Linked DNA regions of Homo sapiens: region 1 is linked to region 2. Evidence: chromatin loops called from intact Hi-C (ENCODE). Cell type or tissue: psoas muscle. All regions are shown on one strand.

Region 1 (8,000 bases), 490 kb after region 2:
CTCTAGTGGAAAGTAGTGTGAACAGTAGGAACAACCCAGAAAACAATGAGTAATTATTGTTCATGTAAAATCCACTAAGAGTCATCCTAACATGTGAAAACCCTGTATTTGTTATTCATAAATACTGTTTTAACAAGTATAACCAGAGCTCTTTCTTCTCCTCTGAAATGCTAAATTTGATTGATTATTATAATGAGCGCTTTTTTAGGAAATTACCGTTCTTTTCTCTTCAGAACCTAAAGAAATATATGGTGAATAGCACAGTCTTTAGAAAATGAATTTCATATGGAAATTAGATAGAAGCCTGCAACTGTTATGAGTAACTACTTTGTAGCCCAGTTTATACACTTCATTAGCTTGATTTCTAAATAAGAACTTGTCAAATAGAAATGTCATTAAAATGCCATCATCTGTGGGGTGTTTGTCATGTGTTTTTTTTTTTTAACTAACAATTTGTAGCAATGTGATATTCATCCCAGAACCCTGTAACTGCGTATTATGTTGTTTGAAGTGTTACATTTGTTCATCGGTACCTCATACTAATCTCTGTTCTTGTCATTCGTGTTACACCCACCAACCCTGCTACCAACCAAATCACACAGGGAGCATCTGGCTTAGACGGAAAGCCAGGATCCCGGGTGAGTCAGTCCCTTGTCTTGCTCTGACATGTTTTGTGGCTGTGAATCATGTGCTTCAGCACAGACCCCTTTGCTCCATGTCCTCTCATCAAATGATGAGGGTGTACTTAGAGCTGGAGTAAAAGGGGAAGGTGGACAAAGATGGCGGCAAAAGGGGGAAAGGTGGACAGAGGACGGTTGCAACTCTGTCCGGAGAACAGCTAAACTGCCAGAATGTCTTTGTGAAGCTCGTGTTCAAGTCTGGATAATTTGCTAGGTGGGAAGAATGACCAGACTAATGGGCTTCATTGTCTTAGAATTCCACATGAATTTTTCCAGAACCAATAGACAGACATCCCCTACAATTCCATGAGAGCGGCCCTCTGAAGAGATTAAAATAATGTGAAATTATTGTAACTTGCTTTTCCTTTTAGACTGATGTCCATCAAATGTAACTTCTTCCTTGGCACTAACTTTCAATTTCTGTTCATAGAAATGACTTGTCTGTCTTCTGTCATTTTGTCTTTTTTTCTTTGGTTCTTAACAGCTCCAGCTCTTAAATTTCAGCTACAGATACTCAGTATTTAGAAGTCTTCTGAAGGTGAACTTTGAATTCAGGCAGTAAGAAAAATATCAGTTAAGCTGATGAGAATTCAGCAACATTAGAATGAATTTAAAACTCTGAATTCTTTCTTATCACAAAGCTCTCACAGAATAAACCAGAATAGTAGAACAGAAATGGGAATACTAAAGAAAAATCATGCTGGAATAGTTCCTACATTTGCAAATATTATAATCAATTTTTTATGAATCTAAGCATAGTCATACTGGAAATGAGCAAGTATACTTGAAGTCCTGGCTACAGTTTTAAGAATCTAAAAGAAATTCCCATCTTTTCAATTCTAAAAACTTGTTTCAGGCAATCATTATTTTCACTGGACCTCAGCGTTCTTACATTCATTCAAATATCACCTCTTCTACTGCAGAAATCCTAATCCTGAACTAACCAGGGGGACAAAGGGGAATTATACCTTTAAGTCATCTTGGCTGCCTGGTTTGTGAGTTGTAAGCCTAGTGACTGGCCACTGCCGCAGAATCTGTAAGAATGATTCCTTTCCTGTAAGCCCCTGCTGCCCCCAACAGAGCTGCAGGAAGTTTTTGGATTGAACAGTTACACACTGTTTTCATTTACTTAATAATTTTCTTCTACTTGTGTAACAGTTCAAGCCTCTTAAACAGCTGAAAACAAGAGTTCAGAGCACGCCCGGTTAAGGGTGGCAGTGGGTGTAGAGAAAGGGCTTGAGGAAGAGGTGACAGGAAGGAAAAACAATTACATTTTTCTTCTTAAGATTATGGGGCAAAGTGAAGATGCTTTATTTATTTATTTATTTATTTATTTATTATTTTTTGAGACGGAGTCTCGCTCTGTTGCCCAGGCTGGAGTGCAGTGGCACGATCTTGGCTCACTACAGTCTCAGCCTCCCGAGTAGGGGAATGCAGGCACCCGTCACCATGCCCAGCTAATTTTTGTGTTTTTAATAGAGACGGGGTTTCACCATGTTGGCCAGGCTGGCTGGCTTCAATCTCCTGACCTCAGGTGATCCACCCACCTCAGCCTCCCAAAGTGCTGGGATTACAGGCTTGAGCCACCGCACCCAGCCAGTGATGCTTTATTTAGTCAGAGGAAAAAGATATAATTAAATATGATATGCAGCTTTTCGTGTGTGCCTTTCATTGAAACATGCAGTTATATACTTCATCCTTTTTGCATGAGTTTCTTGAAAACCGCTGGCCTGAAATAATCAAGCATAAAGCACTTTGAAAGGAGATGAGTTGTCTTACTGATATTCTTAGGCACCATTCACCTAGGAAAAATCCAGGATAAATTATAACTGCTATTCTTGCAGCCCTTGTGATATATCTCATATTATCTTTTTTTTAGGGTACAGATGGTCCTATGGGACCCCATGGCCCTGCAGGTCCCAAAGGAGAAAGAGTAAGTTGTTGCTGAGGTTATTAAGCTTGTACTAAAGAAAACACAGAGCATGGCTTTTCCATATTAATTTAACTGTTCATTTTTCAGAAGAAATAAAGGGCTATCTAATATTAAATAAAAAGAGATACCATCCTAAGTTCTATTCAGAGTCCTAATATTGAGAGAAGAAAACCACAGAGCATAAAATAGAACACGGCTGCCTTAATAAAAACAATACATACATTTACATAGCTAAAATAAATAGCTCAGATGATTCTTCCTTCACCCATAAGGAAGATATTTTCATTTGGCCTTTATCCAGAAAGTCGAAGTCAATGGAGCTAAAATTTCCGGAGTATGTATTCTGGTTGATAATCTTTTATATAAAGCTACTGTACTCATTCAGAGCAGGTTATAACTTTTTTCCAAAGGAAATAATGAAACCTAAGTATTCTTTTCTGCACAGTTACAAATGCTCCCCCTTTTTTAAAGCTAAAGGATAGGCTGTTTTTCTTTAACCATAAGGAAATAATTTCAGTGCATTATAAAATGAAAACCTTTCACTAACCTCTCTATTGCTAGGCCATGTTTCCATATCTTTTGGGGGAAAAAAGACATTCAGAATGGAAGATAAATGGTCATCTGTCTGGAACTTTCTTCTCTCTTCTCCCTCTCATGCATGCGCTCTCTCTCTCTCTCTCTCTCTCTCTCTCCCCCTCTCTCTCTTTCTGTTTTTCTCCCACTATTTCTTTTCCTCACCTTGGAAATCTTAGAATTATTTTTGTGTGTCTGAGTGGAATTATGTCATCAATTTCCCTACCATCCAGGAGAGGATATAAAGAAAGTATTTTAATAGTGAAGTCTTCAAAATGTCGGAATGATTCACTGTGCAAGTTTGTGGTCTTTTAAAAACTAGATAGATTTTCATCAGTCTGAGATAATTTGCTTTAAAAAAAGAGGGCCAGTAGTCATTTCTTTAACATACCTTCCAATTCCATAATTCTGTGTTCTGTAGAGTGATCTCATTCATTCAGGAAATATTTACCAAATGCTACTATGTGCAAAGCATGGTATTACTAGTGTGAAATGGAAACTCTCCTCCCACTTAGGTAAAGCCTATTTTGCTAATTTGCTTCAGTACATTGAATAATACCATTATAATTGATTAATTATCTCTTGGTCTTTTATTAATATTTTTATTAATATTTATTAATATATACTGAATGCTGCAAAAAAAACAGCTATTCTTCCTGACCTAGAAGAGTTTACAATCTAATTGCAGAGAAAAAAAAATGCATGAAGGAAATAACCAGAGAATGAGGCCAAAATAATACAAATAGTACAAGCTGTACAGTGATGAAGATTGGCTTTATCCAAGAATGCTTGTAGAAAGAGATGAGTTCTAAGGGAACATGTAATCTGAATGTGCAATTGTCATATTTCTAAGATCAAACCAATGACTTCTGAAGATCATCTTAATTAAAAATATTTAAAAGCTAAAAGCCTCAACGCTGCTGATGCAGATTGGCTTTCAAGCATTGTATGAAGAAACCCAGCCCATGTACTAAAAATGGAGCAGCAAATCTCAGGCAGTGTTTTGGCAGAATGCCCTGGGGCTCAAGAGGGTTTACCGTGTGGTAAATCAGCTGCTACTTCCGATAGCTCCACAATGTCACAAGAGTATCAGGTCTCAGTGCTGGAGCAGAATTAACCAGAAGAGCAAATGAAATTGCTAAGAATTTTGAAGGCATAGTTTCAGTCAAATGGTGTGCAGCGTAAAGTGTTACTCTTGTATTTACTCAGCATGTTAACTATCTTAACTGGATCATATATCAGTACTCTCCAAGTGCCCCTCACTGGAAGTGCTAAACTGGAGTGTGATTCTCAGAGTTAATTGATAGAGGCGCCATCTGGACTCTCCTGAAAAAGTTTCAAATTTTAAAGAAGTCAGAATCGGCAAAGGGAGGTGTTCTAGGATAATGCCTCAGTGTTGATGTGCAAATTAAAGAACCCGAATGAAATTAGAACAACCTAAAAGAAACCACACATTTGACAGCCAATGTTATTCAAACATTTTCAAGTGTATGATTGACAGCATCAATATTCCACTCTGCAAGCATCTGATCCTCCCTACCTTAGCTGATTTCTTCATTTGGCTTTGGAACTCTATAAATGTGTTAAGCTTGAGAGGTTGAAAAATACTTTTGGAATTGCTTAATCCAGGAAAAGGAGTTGTACATTCAAATCCCCGTGTTAATATTTCATTCCTAAAAGTTTTCAAGCTCGAATCATTAGAATGCTTTTTGGCTCTAAGTGACAAATTCAAAATGGCTTACACAATAAAGAAATACATTATTTTATATAAGAAAATATTCAAAGGAGGACTCTAGGTTTTGCTTGGGAGCCCTTTTCCACATGTTGGCATTGTCTTCTGACCACGGACAAGCTGGGCACAGTGGTCCAAGCATCCTCTCTGGTGAGACACTGGCAGAGAACAGAGAGACTACCTCATGTCTCTTCCTGAGCAGAGAGGAACCTTCCCCAGAGCTTCCCGGCTGATGCCCCTGACACCTCATTTGCCAGAACTGGGTCAGCTGTCCATTTCTGAGGCAGTCACTGGCAAGAGAAATGGAATTGTCGTTAATAGCTTAAGTAATTTTTGGGGGTGGGCTGTTCTAGAAGAGTAGTTTCACAGACAGCTGTTTTAGTGACAGCTTTATTCAAATAAGCCATAGTATATTTGTTTTAAGAATAAGACAAAGCCAAGATTCTCAAGTGAGAAGGGAATGGTTATATCAAAATAATCTATGGAGATTTTTCCAATTAGACCCACCCTAATCTGTGGAGTTATTTCAGTTATTTCAAACTAGACATAGTCCAGTTTATGTGGCTCCTCCCTTAAAACTCTCACCTCCCACTACACGTGCGTGTGTGGGCGCACACACACACACACAGATAGATAGATGATAGATAGATAGATAGATAGATAGATAGATAGATAGATAGATAGATACACACTTACACATACACACCTTACTAGTTATTTTGTTTGGTTGTTTTTTTAGAGATAGGGTCTCACCTTGTTCCCCAGGCTGGTCTCAAACTCCTGGCCTCAAATGATCCTCCTGCCTTGAACTCCTAAAGTGCAAGGCATAAGCCACTGCGCCCGTCCTTTGCTCCATTCTTAAAGGGACTGTTTTTGATATTTCACTATTAAGAAATATGCTGTAGATATTTTTTATAGATGTCTCTTAACAAATTAAGGAAATTCCCTTCTTAAAAAAATGTTTAATGTTTCATTTAAAATCTGGCCACTGTGCTGAGTGCAATTGCTTCTGCTTTGGTAATAACCGTAAAGTAATAATGAATAAAAGTTCAAACTTTTATCGTATTTATTTTCAGTAATCTCACCCATACCATATTGCCTCTAGGTGACAGTGTTAATTAGTTCCACTGACCCCTCAAATTTAGATAAAGAAAATGCTATCAGGGACCTGAAATTTGCTCACACGGGAATCTGGAGAAACACAGGCATATCAGGTGGCTCTGCAGGCACTGTTATCAGCTGAACCTGGCGTTTTGCCAAGAAAAAAGATTTGCTAACCTTTAAACTCCTTCAGGGGTATGATAAAAGGAGATAAGATTTTCTGTTTGGCTACTCATATAAAATCACCATTACTCCTGAAGTTTTCCTACTAAATACTGACAAACACTTCAATTTGGAGATGGCAGCAGCAGAAAACACCATTTGAAATACAGAACATCTCTTTCTTTATCATCACAATTATTCTATTCACAAGATTACCTCCAATAACACTTATTCTTTATAAGTGTTCAAGAATATCGTGTAAGATGGGGAAAGCTGTTCTATTTAAATAGGCACTTAGAGAGAAAGTGAGGAAGATAACATATACCTACCTTATCTGGCATTCAGAGGGGTTGAAAGTTTTTAAACCCTCTTTTTCAGGCCAGGCACGGTGGCTCACGCCTGTAATCCCAGCACTTTGGGAGGCTCAGGTGGGTGGATCACCTGAAATCAGGACTTCGAGACCAGCCCGGCCAACATGGTGAAACCCCATCTCTACTAAAAATACAAAAATTGGCCAGGCGTGGCGGGCACCTGTACTCCCAGCTACTCGGGAGGCTGAGGCAGAATTGCTTGAACCTGGGAGGTGGAGGTTGCAGTGAGCCGAGATTGTGCCACTGCACTCTAGCCCGGGCAACAGAGCAAGACTCTGTCTCAAAATAAAAAATAAATAAATCCTCTTTTTCAGAAAGGAAGCAAACTGTGTACATGATTATATAGATTTGCTTTGATTCATTCATTCAACAAACATTTACTGATGTGCCATACACTATTCTAAGCTGTAAGGATGCTATAGGGAACAACAAAGCTAGAGGCCCCAGAACCCTCCTGTGTATATTCTAGTGAGGGTAGCAGAGAATAAGCAGGTCATAAGCTTTATGGGTCTTCTGGTGTCTAAGGGCTGTGAAATAAAATATAGCTGGGGGTAGGAAGTGGGCAATCGAGAAAGGGTTTCCCTGAATAATTGTTTTTTGATAGAAGGAAAGGTATTTCAGGCCACACACTGTAGTTCAAGCCTGTAATCCCAACACTTTGGGAGTCCAAGGTGGGAGGATTGCTTGAGGCCCCAGAGTTCAAGACCAGCCTGGACAACATAGTAATCTCTACAAATAATTTAAAAACTACCTGGGCATAGTGGTGCTTGCCTGTAGTCCCAGCTACTCAGGAGGTCGAGGTGGGAGGATCACTTAGGCCCAGTAGTTTAAGGTTTCAGTGAGCCATGATCATGCCACTGCACTCCAGCCTGGATGAAAGAGGGAGACCCTGTCTCAAAAAAGAAAGACACTTTATTCTTACATTTAAAGGTGCTAACAAAATAATTAGTAACAAATAAATGTTTCACACTAATGCCAAAGAAACCTAAGTATGACATCTGAGATATGCAAATGCTTTTGCACAGCTGGCCAGCAGCAATCTTGTGCTGCCCCTCTTTCAAAGGTGATTTAGTAAAAGATGCTACTGTGGATTACTTTCCAAATATCACTGGCAGTGACTCTGCAAGAGGCTAAATCTTTGAGATTTTCATAGAATGGTCCTTGAAATAGAGGCTTTAGACATAGGGCATGAGAGAAAGTGTGTGAATGTAGGTGGGTGTGTATGATTTGAACTTTCTACTTTTCATTTTAGGGTGAAAAAGGAGCTATGGGAGAGCCTGGACCAAGAGGGCCCTATGGGCTGCCTGTGAGTTCCTGGTCACATGCACCTCCCCACCTTCCGCATGCATAGATGACCAGTCACTGACACGGTTAACCCTTCGCTTGTGGGGCAGACTAATGTTAGAGAAGAAACAACAATCCACTCATTATCTATAAATTCAGTACTT
Region 2 (8,000 bases):
TTTGGCATTATCTAACAAAGTTGATGATGCATATATTCTTTTTTTAAATTTTAATTTTAATTTAAATTTTGAGTTCTGGGGTACATGTGCAGGATGTGCAGGTTTGTTACATAGGCAAACTTATGCCATGGTGATTTGCTGCACCTATCAACCCATCACCTAGGTATTAAGCCCAGCATGCATTAGCTATTTTTCCTAATTCTCTCCCTCCCCTGGCCCCACCCTCTGGCAGGCCCCAGTGTGTGTTGTTCGCCTCCCTGTGTCCATGTGTTCTCATTGTTCAGCTCCCACTTATAAGTGAGCACATACAGTGTTTGGTTTTCTGTTCCTGTGTGAGTTTGCTGAGGATAATGGCTTCCAGCTCCAGATGATGCATATATTCTATCAAGTAGGAACATAGCTGTGGTGGTTTTAAAATAAGTCTGGAAATTATGTGATAGGTGGGGCTTAATCCCCTCATCTTGAATAGGGACTAGACTTAGTGACTCACTTCTAATGAATGAAACATGGTGGAAATGACAGTGTATGACTTCCATGAATAGGTCATGAAAGGCATTATAACTTCTTTCTTACTTTCTCTCGGATCACTTGCTGTGTGGGAGAAGCCAGCTGCCGTGTCATAAGGACACTCAAGCAGACTTTTGGAGAGACCTAAGTGACAAGGAACTGAAGTCTCCTGACAACAGCTGGGGAGATACTAAGTCCTCTCACCAAGAGCCATGTGAGTGATCCATCTTGAAAGATCCTTCAACCCCAGTGAAGCCTTCAGATGACTATAGCCCCAGCTGACATCTTGACTGCAGCTTCATGATAGACCTCAAGGGCCACCATTCTCAAACTCCTGTTCCACAGAAACTGTGAAATCATTAAGTTTTGTTGTTTTAAGCTGCTATGTCTTGGGATAATTTGTTACACAGCAAAAATAACTAGAGAAACTCTCGCACATCTGTAAAAGTAGATGTGTGGAAGAATTCTTATAGCAGCATTGCTTGAAATGGGGGAAGGGGGAAGGAAACAGAGACAACTCAAAGGCCCATCAACTAGAGAATGGATACATTGTGGTATAGTCATACAATGGTATATTTACAGCAGTAAAAATGTTTAAACAGTTACAACTTAAACAGATCCCTCAAATATAATGATGAGAAAAAAAGGAGTACCTTTATATGAAGTTAAAAAAATATAAAGCTAAATAATGTATTGCTTATGAATATATATGCACGTGGCAAAATTAAATAAATGAGGGAAAATTAATAATCATATTCAAGATATGGTATATTTGTTATCTATTGCTTCTTAATCAATGGTCACCAAGATGAAGTGGCTTATAATAATAAACATTTATCTCATAGTTTTTGTAGGTCAGTTATTTGGGAGCAGATTACCTGGGTATTTCTGACTCTAGTTTTCTTATGAGATTTCATTTAAAATATTGGTTGGCACTACTGTCATCTGAAGGCCTGAATGGGGCAGAAGGATCCATTTCATCCACATACTTGGTAAATTGGTGCTGGCTATTAATAGGAGGCTTCGGTTCTTCCCCACATGGGCTTCTTCTTAGGCTGGTTGAAAGTCTTCATGACATGGCATCTTGCTTTTCTTAGAGAAAGCAATCTAGGGGGAAGCAAAATATACTCATCCTCTCTCAAGACCTCCCCAGATCTCATCACATTGCAGCATCAGTTTGGAATGTATCACGTTCAGGACTCCTGAGTAGTCCTAGTTAACCAGCTTCCTCAGGAGCAACTTCCTTTTGGTCCAATTTGCACCAAAGATGAGTCTTAGAAACTGTCTGATAGTCAAGCAGTTTATTCATTCTGGCATCATTCTTACAAGATGGATAGCAAGAGCAGACTATAGCATGGGCCAGATAGTCGGGAGTCAGATGGCCACCTGACCAGGAGGGTCTTCCTCTGAAGACCATTCTCAGAGTTTGGGAGATTCTTCCCCATTTCTCATAGTTGTATTCAATCTGGGTTGGTTGCCAGGTCTTTTTTTTTTTTTTTGAGACAGGGCCTCCAGCCCAGGCTGGAGTGCAGTGGTGAGATCATATAGCTGCAGCCTCAAACTCCTGGGCTCAAGTAATCCTCCCACCTCAGCTTCTTGAGTAACTAGAACTACAGACACAAATCACCATGCCCAATTAATTAAAAAAATTTTTTTGTACAGACGGGATCTTGCTATATTGCTTAGGTTCATCTTGAACTCCTGCTCTCAAGGAATCTTCCTGTGTCGGCTTCCCAAAGTGCTGAGATTATAGGCATAAGCCACCACGCCCAGCCTCAGATGTTTCTTTCAAAAAGAGAGTTTAAGCTATTCTTGTAATAGTAAGCAATGTTTTAAGGTTTATGAGTTGCATTGTGCTGAGGTGATTTTGTCTCCTGGAAATCCCTGGGCCAGGGTTAGAAAATCCCCAGGCCAGGCTGCCTCATGCTGCTAAGTGACACATAGTGTTGGCTCTCTGAGATGTTTGTGTGGGTCTTATGGCTATCATAGGCACACTAGGTCTCTCACTATATCACAGACCTTATGGCTATCATAGGGACACTATATACTATATCTCTCAAAGTATACAACAAAATCAAAGATCTGATCATTTGGCTCAGATCCAGGTGGGAATGAAGCTCTTCAGATGTGGTTCCTTGATTAGGAACCTCAAGTTCCTCTCCTCAAATATAGTTACTCTTCGTATGAGGACCTGTGAACTAAAAAGACAAGGTATGTGCCCCACATCTACCAAGCATGCAATAGTGAGACTGACGTAAGATAAATGCTATAGTAATTCCTGTTTAAAAGTGGGAGAAAAAAGACCACAGGAATAACCAATCCACAGAACTTCTGAAATTCAGCTAGAATTTGGAATGTTTGAGGTTCTTTGATTAAGACTGAGGCCTCTTCCATTCCAGGAATGATTTCTTTTGTGGCTCTTGGCTCTGCATTCTGGCTCTTTTTTCCTGCTTTTAAGTTATTTTTCCTTTCTGTAAAAGGTAGCTTGTGTTTGCAGCTCTACAATTTTTTCAGCCTGCTTCCTGCCTATAGAGGTTTTGGGGTCCAAAGGCCTCTTTTCCTCTTTTACTGTTTCTGTTCATTTCAGTCTAAGTAGATGTTTTTGAAATTATTATTTTCTTTAAATATTTGTTGGTCTCCTATAAATATTATTGGCATTGACTGTACCTTGAGTTTCTGCTGAGCCTACTGAGGAACAGCACCCTTAAGCTTTTAAGAAGCTCCATTGTTTGATGAAGCGTTCTGAGGTATTTCTAAGGTCTTAAAATATTTTTATAACCATACTCTCAGCTTTTCTGTGAGTCTCTTGATTCAACTTTGTTCAACAGTCATTTATTAATATTAGTGTCAGTTATCATCTGGAGAGGCTGAGAATTTTTAATCCCAACAATTCCTGGCTTCTTTTGATTTAATTGTCATTAGCTTATCTATCTTCTTTTATATTTTACCATACACAACCAGAAGAAACCTGTTGGCATCTTCAAAAGTCTAAATGGAATCTACTCAGGTAGGTCACATAATTCATTAAGTACATTTTTTATACTCTTTATGTTATTGCAGGCAACAATGTTGTAGCATCTTCCTCTATATAGTACAAATCTCTTTCATTATAGTTTTCAATGACACTTCTTCACTATCCTTTAAGCTGCCATCTGAAGTCTCCTCTAAGGAAATTAGGCATTGATATGGTGTGGCTCTGCATCCCTACCCAAATCTCATCTCGAATTGTAATTCCTACATATTAGGGAGCGATCTGATGGGAGGTGATTAGATCATGGGGGTGGTTTCCCTCATGCTGTTCTTATGATAATGAGTGAATTGTCATGAGATCTGACGGTTTAAAAGTGTGGCATTTCCTCCCCCCTCTCTTTCTCCTGCCACCATGTAAGATGTGCCTTGCCTTCCCCTTTGCCTTCTGCCATAATTGTAAGCTTCCTGAGGCCTCCTAAGCCACACAGAACTGTGAGTCAATTAAATCTCTTTTCTTTATAAATTACCCAGTTTCAGGTAGTTCTTTGTAGCAGTGTGAAAACTGACTAATACAGAAAACTGGTACCAAGAGTGGGGTACAGCTATAAAGATAACCTGAAAATGTGGAAGTGACTTTGGAACTGGGTAAGAGGCAGAGGTTGGAACAGTTTAGAGGGCTCAGAAAAAGAAAGATGTGGGAAAGTTTGTGACTTCCTAGAGGCTTGAATGATTTTGTCCAAAATGCTGATAGTGATATGGAAATGAAGTTCAGGGTGAGGTAGTCTCAGGTGGAGATGAGGAACTTATTGGGAACTAGAACAAAGGTCAGACTTGCTATGCTTTAGCAAAGAGACTGGCAGCATTTGGCCCCTGCCCTAGAGATCTGTGGAGCTATGAACTTGAGAGAGATAATTTAGGGTATCTGGCAGAATAAATCTCTAAGCAGCAAAGCATTCAAGAGTTGACCTGGCTTTCTCTGAAAGTGTACAGTCATATGCATTCACAAAGAGATGATCTGAAACTGGAACTTATGTTTAAAAGGGAAGCAGAACATTAAAGTTTGGAAAATTTGCAGCCTGTCCATGTGGTAGAAAGAAAACCCCATTTTCTGGGGAGAAATTCAAGCTGGCTGCATAAATTTGCATAAGTAACAAGGAGCCAAATGTGAATAGCCAAGAAAATGGGAAAAATGTCTCCAGGACATTTCAGAGATCTTCACAGCAGCCCCTCCCATCACAGGCCTGGGGGCCTAGGGAGGAAAAAATGGTTTCATGGACCAGGTCAAAGGCCCTGCTGCTCTGTGCAGCCTCAGGACATGGCACCCTATATCCCAGCCACTCCACCTCCAGCCATGGCTAAAAGAGGCCAAAGTACAGCTCAGGGAATTGCTTCAGAGGGTGCAAGCCCCAAGCCTTGGTGGCTTCCATATGGTGTTGGGCCTACAGGTGCACAGAAGACAGGAGTTGAGCTTTGTGAGCCTCTGCCTAGATTTCAGAGGATGTATGGAAATGCCTGGATGTCCAGGCAGAAGTCTGCTGCAGGGGCAGAGCCCTCATGGAGAACCTTTACTAGGGCAATGCAGAGGGGAAATGTGGGGTTGAAGCCCCCACACAGAGTTCCCACTGGGGCACTGCCTAGAGGAGCTGTGAGAATCCTCCAGACCCCAGACTGGTAGATCCATCAACAGCTTGCACTGCACATCTGGAAAAGCTGCAGGAACTAAATGCCAGCCTGTGAAAGCAGCCAAGGGAGCTGTATCCTGCAGAGCCACAAGGGCAGAGCTGCCTAAGGCCTTGTGAGCCCACTTCTTGCATCAGCATGCCCTGGTTTTGAGACATAGAGTAAAAGAAGACTATTTTGGCACTTTAAGATTTAATGACAGCCCTGTTGGGTTTTGGACTTGCATGTGGCCTATAGCCCCTTTGTTTTGGCCAATTCCTCCCATTTGGAATGGAAGCATTTACCCAATGCCTGTATCCCCACTGTATCTTGTAAGTAACTAACTTTTTATTTTATGGGCTCATAGGTGAAAGGGACTTGTCTCAGATGAGTCTTTGGACTTGGACTTTTAGGCTAATGCTGGAATGAGTTAAGACACTGGGGGACTGTTGGGAAGGCATGATTGTGTTTTGAAATGTGAGAAGGACATAAAATTTGGGAGTGTCCAGGGGTGGTATTGTGTCCGGAATTGGTTCCTTCTGGTGGGTTCATGGTCTCGCCTGACTTCAGGAGTGAAGACGCAGACCTTTGCAGTGAGTGTTACAGCTCTTAAAGGTGGTGCGTCCAGAGTTGTTTGTTCCTTCCGGTGGGTTCGTGGTCTCTCTGACTTCAGGAGTGAAGCCAGAGACCTTCACAGTAAGTGTTATAGCTCATAAAGGTAGTGTGGACCCAAAGACTGAGCAGCAGCAAGTTTTATTGTGAAGAGCAAAAGAACAAAGTCCACAGCATGGAAGGGGACCTGAGCGGGTTGCTGCTGCTGGCTTGGGTGGCCAGCCTTTATTCCCTTATTTGGCCCTGCCCACGTCCTGCTGGTCCATTTTAAAAAAATTATTATTATTATACTTTAAGTTCTAGGGTACATGTGCACAACATGCAGGTTTGTTACATATGTATACATGTGCCATGTTGGTGTGCTGCACCCATTAACTCGTCATTTACATTAGGTATAGCTCCTAATGCTATCCCTCCCCTCTCCCGCCACCCCACAACAGGCCCCGGTGCGTGATGTTCCCCATCCTGTGTCCAAGTGCTCTCATTGTTCAATTCCTACCTATGAGTGAGAACATGCAGTGTTTGGTTTTTTGTCCTTGCGATAGTTTGCTCAGAATGATGGTTTCCAGCTTCATCCATGTCCCTACAAAGGACATGAACTCATCCTTTTTTATGGCTGCATAGTATTCCATGCTGTATATGTGCCACATTTTCTTAATCCAGTCTATCACTGATGGACATTTGGGTTGGTTCCAAGTCTTTGCTATTGTGAATAGTGCCACAATAAACATATGTGTGCATGTGTCTTTACAGCACCTGCTGGTCCATTTTACAGAGCACTGATTGGTCCATTTTAAAGAGTGCTCATTGGTGCATTTACAAACCTTTAGCTAGACACAGAGCACTGATTGGTGTGTTTACAATCCTTTAGCTAGACAGAAAAGTTCTCCAAGTCCCCACCCTACCCAGAAGCCCAGCTGGCTTCACCTCTCAGTGTGATATGGTTTGGCTCTGTGTTCCCACTCAAATCTCATCTTGAACTGTAATCCCCACATATTAGGGAGGTACCTGGTGGGAGGTGACTGAATCATGGCAGCGGTTTTCCCCATGCTGTTCTCATGATAGTAAGAGAGTTCTCATGAGATCTGATAGTTTTAAGAAGTGTTTTAAGAAGATAGTTTTAAGAAAGAGGAAGTGTGGCACTTCTTCTTTCTCTCTCCTCTGCTGCTATGTAAGATGTGCCTTTCTTCCCCTTTGCCTTCTTGTCAATTAAACCTCTTTTCTTTATAAGTTACCCAGTCTCAGGTAGTTCTTTATAGCACTTTTAAAGTGGACTAATACAGGCATCTACTAACACAGTTTTCTAGGCTTTCAGACTTTTTCTATTACTCTCTTCAAGGTCCTTCCATAAAGGGTTTACATATGTTCAGTTTTATAGATAGTGACAGTTTTCTGAAGTGCTTGTGCAAATTTACATTACAACCAGCAGTGTGTGAGTTCCAGTTGCTCCATATTCTTGTTTAAATTTGTTATTATTTCTTTCATTTTAGCCATTGTGGTAGGTGAACAGTGGTATCATATGGTGTTTCAATGTGCATTTTTTCTTATTACTTATAGGGTTGAGCACATTTAAGAACGTTTATTGTCCAAACAACCCCATTAAAAAGTGGGCAAAGGACATGAACAGGCACTTTTCAAAAGAAGACATCTATGTGACCAACAATCATATGAAAATAATCTCAACATCACTTATCATTACAGAAATGCAAATCAAAACCACAATGAGATACCATCTCACACCAGTCAGAATGGCTATTATTAAAAAGTCAAAAAATAACAGATGCTGATGTTGCAGCTTCTTTAGTCCCATAGTTCAGCGAGCAGAAGGGAGAGACACCCAGTGGCTTCTTCATTCCTGTAGTTCAGTGAGGAGAAGGGAGTGTTACAGCTCTTTCACTCCTGCAGTTTGGCGAGTTCCAGGTTCTTGTCTCATGACCAAGTGGAATTAGGTACACAGACACTGGACAGTGAACAAGACAGAGTAGAATTTTATTGAGCAACAGAAAGAAAGCTCTCAGCAGCAAAGAGAACCTGAAAGTGGGTTGCCATCTGTAAGGCTGAGTCCAGGGTTTTTATGGGGTTAGAATGGGGGAATATGTGCTTATTGCTTATGGGTGGGCTTGAAAAAGGCACCATTCGATTTGTTAAAAGGCATCATTCAGAAAGAACTCATCGAGAGAGAGTGGGTAAGATGGGGATGGAAGTTCTCACTCAGGTCCATGGATTCTATCCAAAACTGGTAGCTTGGTTTT

What was found. A loop is a pair of places that touch in the nucleus more often than their neighbours do. Peaks named below come from ENCODE experiments on the same cell type or tissue, not always from the same donor. Only the 100,000 strongest peaks of a DNase experiment are listed, where the experiment ranks them.
Region 1: it touches region 2 in a loop (2.4-fold over the local background); 5 of 110 quality-filtered maps call a loop at or near these places.

Annotation. Positions count from the first base shown.
Region 1 is chr4:108,826,993-108,834,992 of GRCh38, reverse strand. It overlaps COL25A1 (collagen type XXV alpha 1 chain), which reads left to right. Exons shown (of 38, transcript NM_198721.4): 32 at 2,560-2,613; 33 at 7,805-7,858. Among named protein-coding and RNA genes, the nearest start is that of ETNPPL, 68 kb to the right of the region's middle. In psoas muscle, a CTCF peak has its summit at 6; a DNase peak (open chromatin) is centred at 4,182; H3K27ac peaks cover 424 bases.
Region 2 is chr4:109,320,323-109,328,322 of GRCh38, reverse strand. No RefSeq gene overlaps it. Among named protein-coding and RNA genes, the nearest start is that of COL25A1-DT, 21 kb to the right of the region's middle. In psoas muscle, no CTCF peak of the experiment used is centred here; no DNase peak of the experiment used is centred here.